Linked DNA regions of Homo sapiens: region 2 is linked to region 1. Evidence: chromatin contacts called from ENCODE Hi-C or POLR2A ChIA-PET data. All regions are on one chromosome and are shown on one strand. The core of a region is the stretch at or near the end of the contact, and the rest is flanking DNA. Distances in the headings are between cores, read along the strand shown.

Region 1 (6,845 bases), core at 591-3,090:
GAGGTTGAGGCCTGGCAGGATCCTCTGGCCCAGGAGAGCAGGCATTGCCCTGGTGGGTGCTGAGCAGTGTCTGGGCTCCCTTGGAGCTGCTGGCAGTTTTGTCCTGCTGGGTCCCTGCTCACGATTTAGGGTTTTTTTGTTTTTTCACTTTTTTTTCTGGCTGTCCTGACATGCACAGTGGAGGGGACCCAGATGTCCTGGGCCTGTGAGACTCCCCTCACATGGCCCCACACCCAGCCCTAACTTCCTTTCCAGCCTGAGGGACTGGGGCTGGAGCCTGACATGGTTAGCTCCCTCCCACCCCAGTCAGCCTTTTTAATTTTTATTTTATTTTATTTTATTTTTTTACCAACTGTGAGCTGTGAAGGTGTGATCCAGGGTCCCAGGGCCTTTGAAGAAAGGAGTCTGGCTTCTGGCTGGCACGTGTGCAGGGATGTGCTTTTCATTGGTGAGCTTGGTGCCCTCCACCCTCTCAGAAGCAGCTGCTCTTCTCTCTGCATTGGGTCAGGGGCAAGGAAAAAGCAGAAAATGTTCCCATTCACCACCGCAGGGGGGCCAGACCCCAAAAGGCTGAGCCACACAGAGTGGCCCTCGGCAAGGGTTGGAAATTTCGGGGACAGAATGCAGCTTCCTCCAAACAAGTATAGGTAGGGGTTGAGACCCAGGATCCACAGTGTGACATGGCTGCCCCCCAAAGGGGGCAGACCCACCTGGGTGCGGTTCTGGGCTCCATCTTTTGAAGGATTTTAAAACCTTGACAGGTCATCTTCAAAGAGCCAGGGATGTTGACTGAGTCTGGGAAAGAGAAAGTAGGGACAGATTCTCATATGTCTGAGGGACTGTCCCAAATGAGAAAGGCATCCCATGGCAGAAATTGTCCCAGACACGTGGGCCAGAGCTAGGGAGCAGGTGGGTCCCAGGGAAGTGAATCTGAGCTCATTATAGGGAAACCATGAATGTACTCATTTTCTTGATTTAGAAAATAACAAAACAGCGCTACAGGAAATTTAGAAAATGAAACAAAAATCACCCACTATTTCTTCAGCAGGCAGTGACTGTGTTAGCATTTTGGAGTTCACTGCCAGTCTTTTCCCCATCCTTTTCCTTCATTGTCGTTGTCACTGGAGTGTGTGTGCCGTGACACCTTTTTTCATTTAATACTGCGTCTGTGGGCATTTTCTCATGGTGCTACGCGGTCTAAGTAACGTTGCTTCTAAAAAGCTACAGAACATTCTAGGCTGGCCTGCTGCAGCGCCATCACCCATACACTGGAGCGTGTGCATTTTTCCCCTCTGTTGCTGTTGTGGTTGTCGTTACTATGAGTCCCAAAAGCAGCCAGGGTGTTGGAGGGCACAAGCAACTTGGCACCCAACTGAATGTGGGTTCCAGGCCCAGACATGCCACTTAGGCCCAGGGTAGAGGGACCTTAGACAGGTCACTGACCTGCTGAGCCTCGTTGATATAAATAACAGGATGGTAACACCTACTTCAGAGGAAGGTGTAAGGACAGTGTCAACTAACTAACCAAGGGACTCTAAAGTGCCTGGCACAGCCCTTTCTTCACTCCCTCTGTGAGTAGGATTGGCATTGTTGAAGGAGTGCCCACTGCTGGCTGCCTCAACCTGTGGGGAAGGTGCCTGAGCCACGGGCCAATGTTGACTGACCACTCACCTGGCAAAGAGGTGGTCTCCGCCTGAGGAGCCCCTGTGAAACCCCCTGGCCCTGAGGTTCTAGAATACTATGGCCAGTGCCCTTGCCTGCCTTCCCTTCTCCCCATTACCATATGATTGGCTGGCCTAGGACATGGGGCTGGCCCTGGGAAGATGGGCTGCTGGTTAGGGTCCGGGACCTGACTCCACCCATTCCCCTTCCGGTCTCCCAGCATCAGAGCTAAATAGACAAGGCCTCTTCTCTCTCTCTCTCTCTCTTTTTTTTTTTTGTGTGTGTGTGTGTGTGTGTGTGTGTGTGAGATGGAGTTTTGCTCTTGTTGCCCAGTCTGGAGTGCAATGGCGCGATCTTGGCTCACCACAACCTCCGGCTCCCGGTTTAAGCGATTCTCCTGCCTCAGCCTTCCAAGTTGGGATTAGAGGCATGTGCCATCACGCCTGGCTAATTTTGTATTTTTAGTAGCGATGGGGTTTCTCCGTGTTGGTCAGGCTGGTCTCAAACTCCTGACCTCAGGTGATCCACCCACCTCGGCCTCCTGAAGTGCTGGGATTATAGGCGTGAGCCACTGCGCCTCTTCTGTAAGAGCCTGGCTGCCTCCTGCCTCCCAGCTCTGGCTAGGTCAGCCCAGCTTGGCATTTTCCCAGAGGAAATAGAGGCCTGCTTAGCCTGAGACTTAGACAAGGAACCCAGGCATCCTGAGCCCCAGCCCAAGAACAGCCATGCCAGCCTCATCTTCGCACCCTGTTCCAGTAGCCAAGGAAGGGAAAGAAGCTGGGAGATTAAGGGTAGGGGGATTCTGGAGCCTCCCAGAGCTTCCCAGGAGGGAGTTGGACACATCGGGAAACTCATGTTAGCCTCCCCCTCCTCAGCAGGTGTTCCCCAGGTCTAACCTGAGTGTGTATCACTGTGACACACCTGCTTCCTCTTGTTCTACTTTTGTGGAGACCAGGGTAACTGGGAGTGCCCTCCTACAGCCACCCCGTGGGCAGTAGCAGGACACCAGTCTCCTCCTGGCAACCCTGGGCCTAAGAGACTGTAGCCCCAGATGACCCTAGGGTGGCCCAGGACTAACCTAAGGAAGGGGTCCTCCCCCAGGTGGCCCATTCAGTGCAGAGGTCCCTTGGGCACACGACTTCAGACTCCAGCTGCCAAACTTTGGCCTGTGGAGTATCTCCTCCTCCCTGGTCTTAGTGTAAGGGAAGTGGGCATGACAACTGCCCTCCTGTCCCACAGCTTGGGATGGGATGAGGTCACAGGGTGGGGTCCGCCCCAAGATGCTGGCCTGGCCTGGCTCAGATGAGAGCCCTTTGGGTGTTTCTCAGTTTCCCCCGCCCTTGGTTGGGGACAGGATGGGTGGAGGAGCAGGCCACCCCCAACGCCCGGCAGGGAGCACTGCCTCCCTTCCCCCTCTCCTCTGGGTCCCTTCATCCAAGGGCTGGAAATAGAATCCGCTAAGTAATGATTAAAGTCAAATTCAGACCTAAAAATAAAGAGCTGGTGAAGGAAGAGCTGGTGCTCCCTGCATGGCTGAGGGGAGAAGTGAGCAGGGAGAGGCTGGCTTTGGGTGGCTGAGCCCCTGCTCCTCGGGATCAGAAGTACTCCACCAGTTGGGGGGGTGCTCTTTTATCTGCCATGATGTGGCCCATTAAGTGTAGACGGCACCACTCAGGGCAGACTGGCAGGACCCATTAGAAAAAAAATCCCATTTTTCCCATGGGGAAACTGAGGCCCAGAAAGGAGAAGTGGTTTGTCAAGCGACTATTTGAGAGCTCCCCTCAGCAGGCCCCCAGGGACTGGAGGGCCCTGTGCAGCCCAGCCTGCCCTTTCTGCCTGCTCAGTTTCTCTTCCTGGTTTTGAGGTGCTAAGATGAAGTCAGCTTCTCATCACACACTAGCTGTGCACACACCCTCCAACCGCAGCTTCCCTCCACCCCTCCTTCTGTGGTCTGGGCCCAGAGTCGAAGGAACAAGTAGAAGAGAGGCTGCTTGGTGCCCCCCTGGCTGTCCTGATCATGGCATGGTTGTAAGCCTCGTGGGCAGGCGAAAACCTGGGCATCATCTGCCCCCCTTGGACCCTGGCTGCTGCTTCTCAGCCCAGCCTGACACCTGGTCCTCATGCAGACTCGCGCATCTATCTATCTGCAGCTTGTGCTGTCCGTGCTGCAGGGAGACAGGAGGGAAGGATGAAGAGCAAACCCTGAGAGCGCCTCTGCTGGCGGGTAGAGGAGACGAGGAGTCAGTGAGGGGAGGCCTGTGGTTCTCACTTCCTGGCAGAGCTGGTAGGAGCTCTGAAGCTGGGGCTCTGCGTGGGCTGGGGCAGCCTGGAGGGCCTCCTGGAGGGGAAGGTCCTGTGAAAGTTGAGAAGTGTTTGAAGAAGAAGCGTGGTAGGAGGAGAGGTCCTTGTTTGAAGCTTCTGCCCTCTCTAGGGCTGCTGGCTCTTTTCTGTGTGTCCCTCGACAGGCTCTTGGCCTCTCTGAGAGGCTGGGGTATGCAGACAAGCAAGAAGTGGGCACAGAAGTACCTCTGCTTCCCAGAGCAGAACAGCCAAGCTCTGGGCAGACCTCCCCTCGGTGCCCCCCACCTGTCCATTTTCAGGGTGTCGTCTGTCCTGCACAAGGAAAGGTGGGAAGAAAGGTCCCCTAACCAAGGTTCAGACAACTCTGAGCTCAAGTACCCACACAGCTAGTTCCTCCTCTGTCAGAGATCACCAGTCCTTGCCCTATGGGGTGTTTGAAGGATTAAGTAACTAATGCAGTGCCCCAAACCCGGTTGGGTCAGTCAGCTGTAATTCCCGTGTTCTCATTCTGCAGCCCATCCTGCTGGAGGAGTGTACTGGTAACACCCCCATCTCCCTTAAGTAGTAGCAAGTCTGTCCTTTGTGTTGATCCCCACAGCTTTACCTTCTGAGCTGTGTGTTCTGCAGATCCTGGTTCTGAAGTGGGGAGACCAGAAATCTGGGGGCCGAAGTTTTAGACAGCTTATGGGCCTCCAGCCGTCAGTCTCCCCACCTAGAATGTGGCCAGGAGACTTCCGGGTGAGGGACAAGAACATGACTTTGAAGGGTCCATTGAAGGCTAGTGCTGAGAGGCTATATGCAAATGCAGGCAAATGAAGATGCAAAGACCACATCCTGTGCTAAGGGGGTGGGGGAGCAGAGGCCTGGGTTAGGGCCCTGGGGAGGCCCAGAGTCCCCATTGCCCAGCGCACATAGGTAATTAGGCTCCTGAGCGGTAATTAGAAACCTTTCTGGGCCAGGAATGGCAGCCTCAAGCCGCAGCGGTGCCTGGGGAGTAGGCTCCCCATTAGCCTGCTCTAACCCCAGCCCCCACCTCTCCCAAACCACTAGACGGGATTTCCGGTCCCACTGAACCATTGGGGGCAGGGGAAAAAAAGCCAGTGTGTTGCTATAATTTGGTATTTATCCATTAAATCCGCCCTTCTCCTTAGGTCAGGGTGCTGACGGGAGCCCCGGGATGGGGGTAGGGCAGCGTGCCCTGGAGCCAGAGCAGGCATTCTTCTGTTCCTTCGTAACCGCCCCGGGAGGTGTAGGCATCTCCAAGACCCTGGCGCCCAATTCTGCTGCTGCTCACCCTGAGACACCTGTGCAGTGGGGGTGCTGAGGGACCACCAGCGCAGGCTGCGGGGGTCAGTGGAAGCCCTCGGGCACCCTTCCTTGCCTGATGTGTGGTGGGGAATGTCACAGTGCCTCAGCCTGGTGTCCTCTGCAGAACCAGAGGTGGAGCTGATTTTATTGCTGCCAAACTTGCCCAACTGCTGGTGGGTGCCCCGCCCTCCTCAGGTGCACTGCCCTTTGGAGGGGCGGGCCCAAATCTGAAACTTAATTCTGCCTGTATCTGTACTATGACCTGTAGGCCCTGCTCGGAGGTTCCCTGGGCCCCCATCCTGAACCTTCTTCAGTCTTCATTAACTCGCTCTGTACCACAGTTTGCAGTCTTAATCCTGGTTTACTTCAAGGCGCCCCTCTCTCAGTCACTTTCCCCTAAAATCCTTCTAGCTCCTGCTCCCCTCACCCATCTTCCTGGAAGCCTTCCCGGGTGGCCCCTGTCTCACAATCTATTGAGGCACTGAACATACCAGGCCATGGCTGACCATCCAGTAACCAGGAGGACAGGAGCCGGGTCTGCATTTTGTGGTGGTTCCCAGCATCCAGCCCTGGCTTGTGCACAGAGGAGAGGTGTGTGAGTGGTGACCTTGGGTCCCCAAAGGCAGGACCTCTTGAGTCCTTTCCTTCTCCACCCGGATATCCTGGCCTACCAAGCATGGCTCTGGGCACACAGGAAGGCTTCTAAAACACTGGCTCAAAGAATGAGAAGGCAAGGTGGACCTTGCTGTTGCCTGTTTTGCCTCCAGTGGCTGTCCCCATCCCCCAGAGCATCCAGCTAGGTCCTGTGGCAGCACCAGAATCTCCGGGGGCCAGGGCCCTGAGTTCCCCCAGGTCTTTTGTGCACTTCCCTTTTCAGTGGGTATTTTTAGCTGGGCGTAAACAGTTACTGAAGGCTCCCACGCCCCATTAGGCAGCAGAGTTTTGGCAAGGGGGAAGGGCAAGGGAGCCCCTTGACCTCCCCTGGCCCTCAGCACGTGCCTGGCCTTGGGGGTCTACAGCTGCTTCCAGGGTAGGAAAAGGGCAGCCTGGGAGTTTCTGGGCTCCCAGTTCTTTCTCCCCACTCCTTGTCAGCCTGGGCTCACAAGAAAGGCTGCCTGAGGCTGCAGCCACTGACCTCAGCGCTTGGGCACAATGCCAGCCTGTTCCCGGGACCCCAGCACAAGGGCTGCTGGGAGCCGGGTTTAGGGCAGGAAGTCAGAGTGAAGCACTGGTCCTGCCACATCCCAAGCCCCTTGTCCCCTAGCCCTGCGGGAATGGGGTGACAGCTGCTGTCCCTTTGGGGTTAACTATAGTCCTATTGGTTATGAGACCTCGGTGTGGTACAGCCAGCCTGGCGTCCCCTTTTTTTCATTCGTTCATTCATTCATTCATTCAGCACTCATTTACTGAGCAGCCGCTTTGGGCCCAGCCCATGCAGACGTGAGTCAGACCCTCACTTTCCCCCTGCAGAGCTCCCAGTCCACCCTAAACCACAGGCCACAACCAGTGAGGTTCTCACTGGAGCACGGGGATGTGTGAGAGGCCTTGGAGGCCTCGGCAGCCAACACAGCTGG
Region 2 (6,946 bases), core at 2,868-5,367, 330 kb after region 1:
ATGATGACATCATGCATGAATTTTCTCAAACCCAAGAATTGTCCCTATTTTCCCAGGGGTAGGGGAGAACTAGAGAGGGATGGCTCTTTGCCCAGGGTCACTCAGCTCTTGCTCTGTCCTGTTGCTCAGAGATCTGTGACTGAGCCAGCCCCTCCTGTAGCATACAGTAGATGCTGCCCCGCAGGATGGGACAGGGCTGGACCTTGAGGTGAAGAGGCTGTCTGGATACCTGCTCCTGACTGCTAGCTCTTCGCCCACCTCACCTGCCACCTGTCCTTTGGCGTTGGGTTCTTGAGGCCGTGGTTTCCCTCTGGGTGGTGACTCAGTGCCCACAGCCCGCCTTGCATGTGATCTTCCCCTCCCCTGGGCCTCACTGACTGCCCCAGCAAGAGGCAGCTGTGGTTTCCCCTGAAGCAGCAACCACGAACTGCCAAGCCCACCCCACCCCTCCGTGTCCTAGCCCCAACCTCGGGGCCTCAGCTGAAGGAGAGATGGGGAGGCCTCATAGGCCCATGGCACTTGGTGTTTACAACGAGCTTAGCCCTCACAGCATGAGTGTGGAAAGTATTATCCCTATTCAATTGATGAGGAGAGTGAGGCCAACATGTGTGAGGGGCTTATTTCATTTATGCATTCATTTATTCTACAAGCGTCTCTCAAAAGCCCACTAAAACCCAGGACAGTAGACCCAGAGACACGATGTCCAGATGTACCTCAGGAAGGACTGGCCCTGGCGGCGGGAGGGTCGTGAGTGCTCAGCTCTCCAGGGATTGCCCCCAGCTGCAGAGATTTGCCTCCTCTGCCTCGGCCTCCCATGCCTTTCTCTGGGCAGCCTCATATCCAAGGACTAATCCAGCTGGGTACTAATTCAGGCCCGGCTATTTAAGCCCTGTGTGGGGCGGTGACAGGTCATTCGGAGCTCCCAGTGAGGCAGCTGAGGCCAGGGTTGGGCCTGTCTTGCAGCTGGACTTCTTCTCCCTCTGCCCAGTTTGGCCTCTTTGCCTTCCCTTCTCCAGGTGCTGTCTGCAAGAGCTCTCCCTAACAGACATCCCTCACAGTAACTCCGAGCCCAAATCCACTTCCTGAGGAACCCACCCTGCAACCCTCGGCTTTCAAAGAGTGGCCAGCCTCATGGCACAGAGGCATGTAAACCACCCGGGTGGGGAGAGAATAGGCCCAGGGAGACACAGCCACCGGGGCCCAGAAAGCTGGCTTTGGTTTTGTGGGGGGTGTGGGCCGCAGAGTTCAGGATTGGGGCGTGGCAGCAAGGCAGGGGCCCAAGCGCCTGAAAACCACAGCCCACCCCCTTGGCTTGGAGAAGGGCGAGGTCCCCACCTGTCTACCATGATTTTCTCAGACCCAGTCTGCTCCAATAAGCAGCCCCCGCTCGGCTGGACCGTCTCCCAATTTCCCTTCCCAAATACATACTCTGACTGTGGGTCTAGATGCCTCCTACATCCTGAGTGCCTTGTGGCCAGCCAGCAGCAGCAGCAGAGCTGCCCAGAGGAACTGTGCTGGATCTAGTAGGGGGAGAAGGGAGAACAGGCCCTTCTGGGACCCCAAGATCCCGTGCAGGGAGCACATCTGGGTTCCAAACCCACAAAAGGAAACGTGGCCAAGAAAGCAACCAATCTCCACCCCCGGCAGGGTTGGGCTGCACCGCCATACTGTGACTGTGCTGGCTACAGTCCCATGGCGATGGGGAACTCACAGCCCCGTGCCCCTCCAACCAGAGGTCCCTGGGCTGGGCAACTTAGATAATTAGGAAGGTCTTCCTTCCCTTAAGGTCCTCCTCTGGCCTCTGGAGCTATGGGATCTGCTGTTCTTTGGTACCAGTAATCCACATGTGAGGCCCCATTTTTCTCCTAAGTCACTGTAGGATCTTGGGCCTCAGTTCTCCATCTGTTTAGCAAGGGAGAGCAGAGGAGAGCCAGTCCTTCCACTTCCCACCTGCCCTGACATTTTATGACTCAGTGATACACTGACGCCTGTCCCGTTCTGCCTCCTTGCCTTCTCTCCTCCAAGTTGCCCAGCTCCATCACCTTCCCTGCCCCTCCCTTGACCTTCCACCTCCCCTGGGCTGACAAGAGCTGAGGGTGGTCAGAAGTCGGCCCGGCTTCCCACCTGACACAGAGGACTGCTCGAAGGAGATGCTGGTCACTAAGAGCAGGGCAGCAGCTGTAACAAGCCAGCATTCTGGAAGCTCCTGGAAATCATATTGCAGAATGCTGGCCTGGCAAGGGGTGAGGGTAAGGGTCTAGGGTGGGGAACAGTGAGTTCTATATAGCAGGGGAGCCAGGACAAGTGCTGTCCATGCTGGAATGCTTCGTTCTGAGCAAGAATGACATCACAGACAACCCCTGCTCCATGCTTATTACCATGGGCTGCCCAAACCCCCACCCACACAGGGAGGGCAGCGGGAGGGGACAGAAATGAATGGGCACAAGCTGTGGCATAAATTCTGGTGGAGGATGGAGGGAAACGATGCCAGAGCATCTAGCCAGGCCATAGCCTCACAAGCTCTGTCCCTGAGACAGGATTTCTGCAACACTGGAGAGGGATGGTACCCAGCCATCCATGACTTCTGTGCCAGGCCCGACTTGTGTTTAATTGTATACATTATTAATGGAACTGGTGGCAAGGGGCTGGGGCTCAGTCTGTGACCAGCATCAGGGCTCAGTCTATGACCAGGTTCAGTGCTTTATCTAGGACCAGGACCAAGACTCATTCTGTGGTAGGATCAGGGCTTAGTGAGTGATCAGGATGAGAGCTCAGTCTGTGACGAGATCATGGGCTCAAGCCTATAGCTCACATTAAGGATCCCCTCCGGGTGGGGCTCAGAGCCAGGGACATTGTGGAAAGTGTCTGAAGGCAAGGTGGGGTCAGCTGGGAGAGAGGGGAGAAGTGGAAGCATGAAGGCCAAGAGGTCCCTGGGCCTGAGGCCAGCTGTGTGAAAACAGAAAAGAGAGTCAGGACTCCAGCTCTGCCACTCACTGGCTGTGTGATTTTGGAGAGTTACTTCCCTTTTTGAGGTCTATGTTGTCTTGTGCGTAAAATGGGAATATTAGGCCGGGCACAGTGACTCACACCTGTAATCCCAGCACTTTGGGAGGCCGAGGCAGGCAGATCACGAAGTCAAGAGATTGAGACCATCCTGGCCAACATGGTGAAACCCCGTCTCTACTAAAAATATAAAAATTAAAGCCCAGGCGAGGTGGCTCACGCCTGTAATCCCAGCACTTCGGGAGGCCGAGGTGGGAGGATCACGAGGTCAGGAGATCAAGACCATCCTGGTTAACACGGTGAAACCCCATCTCTATTAAAAATACAAAAAATTAGCCTGGCATGGTGGTGGGCGCCTGTAGTCCCAGCTGCTGGGGAGGCTGAGACAGGAGAATGGTGTGAACCCAGGAGGCAGAGCTTGCAGTGAGCCAAGACTGCACCACTGTACTCCAACCTGGGCAACAGAGTGAGACTGTCTCAAAAAAGACAAAAAATGAGCTAGGCGTGGTGGCAAGCACCTGTAGTCCCAGCTACTTGGGAGGCTGAGGCAGGAGAATCACTTGAACCCGGGAAGCAGAGGTTGCAGTGAGCCAAGATCACGCCACTGCACTCCAGCCTGGCAACAGATCAAGACTCCGTCTCAAAAAAAAAAAAAGGGGGGGAATATTAGTTAGGTGCAGTGGCTTACAACGTTAATCCAGCACTTTGGGAGGCCAAGGCGGGAGGACAGATTGAGCCTAGGAGATTTGAGACCAGCCTGGGCAACACAGTAAGACCCTGTCTCTATAAAAAATTTAAAAGGTAGCTGGGCATGGTGGGGCCCGCCTGTAGTCCCAGCTACTTGGGCGGCTGAAGCAAGAGGATCGCTTGCGCCCAGTAATTCAAGGTTGCAATGAGCTACAATTGGGCTACTGGGCTCCATCCTGGGTGACAGAGTGCGACCTTGTCTCTGAAAAATAATAATAATAAAATTTTTAAAAGTGGGAATTTTGACTTCTGTTCTGCCTTTGAGATAGAGTCTTGCTCTGAGTCACCAACATGCAAGTTACTATTTCACAAAGCACCAAGAACCCTTATCAATACCTGCCTCCCAAGATTATTCACAGGAGTGAGAATGCACTTCATGAGACAGCAGAAAAAATGGGGAGGGGTTGTTTGCTCAATTTCCAAAGGAGAATTGCTTCAGACAGGAAAATCTCAAAAGGAAACAGCCTTACTGTTGTCATGGCTTCTCCTCACAGTTCTTCTGGTCAGTTTTTATTCCCCAAAATAATGTGTACAGAGTATTTACAGTCAGAGAATGCTAAAGGATTACAACAAAAATAACACGCTCTTTACCCCACGTCAGCCTGCTCGCCAAAAGCAGCCATTTCAACTTATTCAGTTGTTTCTTCTGGTTTTTACTCCCTAAATAAAGCATTGATTTCAATTCTGGTTATCTCCCAAGAGGTCCAATTTAGATGCTGTCTCTAGGGCTCCCTATTGTGACAGAGGAGGTTCACTTACACTCTTTCTCCTCTCCTTTCAATATCATACCACCACAACTCTTGGTTACATTCACAATCACTAAAAAGTGTTTATGGCTGAAACAACTAATATACTATCTTTTTCAATCTCCTTTCCCCCACAGAGTTAATCATTGTCTCATTTTTTTCACTTGCTTATTTTCTTTGACCCATGATTAGATCTTCTGCAAAAGCCCAGTAAGATAATTCTCAATACTGATTTTCACTATCAGTTCCAGTTCCTTAATTTTTTTTTCCCTTGAGACACCCTTTCTGGAGCCCTCAGTTCTCCTGCCTCCATCTGAGCCAGAAGCTTTCCAGATCAGCAGCACAGTCGTCATCCAGAGGCTTCCCTTTGCCAACATTCTGCAACGTCATTTCTTCTCTTTCCTCTATGGATCTCTGATTTTTCTGGGTTCCATTTCTTCTTTCTTGGTTTATGCCCTTTTAGGGTGGAGCACATCCTCCAGTTCCTTCCTGAGGAAGTTTTCACGGAAGACAATTTTTTTTTTTGTCTGAAAATGTCTTATTTTCTACCCTCACACTGGGTTGATACTTTGGCTGGGTATATAATGATTTTCCCTCAGCAACTTTAAGGCATTGTTTCATAAACTTCTAGTTTCTAATATTGCTGTTGAGAGGTCTAATACTGATCTGGCTCAGATTCTCTCTCTCTCTCTTTTTTCCTTTTTTTTTTTTTTTTTGAGATAAGAGTCTTGCTCTCTTGCCCAGGCTGGAGTGCAGTGGCACGATCTCGGCTTACCTCCACCTCCCAGGTTCAAGGGACTTTTGTGCCTCAGCCTCCCAGGGAGCTGGGACTAGCACCACCACACCCAGATAATTTTTGTAATATTCTTCCCCTGAGATGGAGTCTTGCTCTGTCACCCAGGCTGGAGTGCAGTGGTGTGATCTCGGCTCACTGCAACCTCCACCTCCCGGGTTCAAGCAATTCTCCTGCCTCAGCCTCTCGAGTAGCTGGGATTACAGGTATGAGCCACTATGCTACCCATTTTTTTTTTTTTTTTTGAGACAGGGTCTCACTCTGTCGCCCAGGCTGGACTGCAGTGGCACAATCACAGCCCACTGCAGCCTTGACTTCCCAGGATCAAGCAATCCTCCCACTTCAGCCTCCCGAGTAGGTGGGACTACAGGTGTATGCCACCACCCTTGTCTAATTTTTTTAGTTTTTTGTAGAGCTGGGCCTCACCATGTTGCCCAGGCTGTTCTTGAACTCCTGGGCTCAACAATCCTCCCACCTTCGCCTCCCCAAATGCTGGGATAACAGGCATGAGCCACGGGGCCCAGCCAATCTTTAAGTTCTTTAAACAAATGTTTCAGTTTTCAGAGTATATGTTTTGCCTTTCTTTAAAAAAAATTTATTTCTGGAAGATCTGGGGCTCCGAATCCAGCTAGGATGGCTGTGGTTCCGCTACTGCTGTCTGGGGGTTTGTGGAACACCGTGGGAGCGTCCAATCTGGCTGTTACTCGCGGCTCTATGGTGAAGCTGCTCGAAATGCACTACAGTGTCCATCTGCAGTCACACGATGTGCTCTATGGGTCAGGTACTGGGCAGCAGTCAGTGACAAGTGTAACCTCCATGGATGACAGCAACAGTTACTGGAGAATATGGGTAAGATCACCACAGCTGGTGAGAGGGGAACCCCCATCAAGTGCTGCCAGCCCATCCGGCTGACACATGTCAACACTGGCTGAAACCTCCACAACTTTCTGAAAACCAGGAAGTGGGTGCTTTTGGTGAGGAAGGTGAAGGTAGTCACCTGGATGACTGGACCATACTCTGTAACGGGCCCTACTGGGTGAGAGATGGTGAGGGGTGGTTCAAACATTCTTCCATTGAGGAACCGCTGTCTGTCACAGGAGAACGATATGGTGGACCCATCAGTGGGCAAAAAGAGACGCATGGTCTGGCCTAGCCAAGCCGAGCAACGACTGGAAAGCCATGGAAGGCATCTTCATGAGGCCCAGTGAGTTGTTGAAGGCAGGAGGCCACCATGCAGAGGTAGGAGTCTGGAGGCTCTGAGCCACTGTCACTACACAGTTTGTAGACATCTGTGCTGCTTCACCTTGGGATCCCTGCCACAAGTTCCCCAGGAGTGGCCATGTTACTACTGAGATGAAGATGTGCAATGGAAAACAGTGGCTGTGTTCACAAGCTCCAGCCCTGCACATTTGAATTGGCTGCTCTCCCAGACTTGGGTCAGTACTTTCTGAGTAGAGGACTTGCTGGTGACAGGGTGGATGCTTTTTATTCATACTGGTGTGTCCGGAATTGGTGGGTTCTTGGTCTCACTGACTTCAAGAATGAAGCCACGGACCCTTGCGGTGAGTGTTACAGTTCTTAAAGGCGGTGTGTCCGGAGTTTGTTCCTTCTGATGTTCGGATGTGTTTGGAGTTTCTTCCTTCTGGTGGGTTCCTGG

What was found. Hi-C counts contacts between places; a loop is a spot of excess contacts on that map. ChIA-PET counts read pairs that join two places held with the same protein, here RNA polymerase II (POLR2A). Pooled maps may share reads with other maps.
Region 2: a loop to region 1 is called in a pooled map, with 7 times the contacts of the local background. The contact joins two enhancer-like sites. A Hi-C loop is called at or near these places in 1 of 168 maps with a recorded cell type or tissue (GM12878), 23 of 37 single-sample maps with no recorded cell type and 10 of 50 pooled maps. POLR2A ChIA-PET finds 5 or more read pairs at or near these places in 1 of 52 experiments (GM10248).

What each region holds. Positions count from the first base shown.
Region 1 is chr15:74,784,076-74,790,920 of GRCh38, forward strand. All of the region lies in intron 1 of CSK (C-terminal Src kinase), which reads left to right. MIR4513 (microRNA 4513) reads right to left here and starts at 4,682; the gene lies at 4,597-4,682. RefSeq lists enhancers at 165-294, 305-364, 3,133-3,322, 3,393-3,612, 3,733-3,782 and 6 more and a silencer at 3,725-3,902. Within about 2 kb of position 1,841, at least 5 of the 41 ENCODE cell types and tissues checked have a DNase peak (open chromatin) inside an H3K27ac peak, as active enhancers do.
Region 2 is chr15:75,108,339-75,115,284 of GRCh38, forward strand. It overlaps LOC124903529 (a long non-coding RNA gene), which reads left to right. Exons shown (of 2, transcript XR_007064720.1): 2 at 1-3,990. It also overlaps the pseudogene LOC100128721. Among named protein-coding and RNA genes, the nearest start is that of PPCDC, 88 kb to the left of the region's middle. RefSeq lists enhancers at 2,632-2,701, 4,627-4,716, 4,747-4,796, 4,817-4,886. Within about 2 kb of position 4,118, at least 4 of the 41 ENCODE cell types and tissues checked have a DNase peak (open chromatin) inside an H3K27ac peak, as active enhancers do.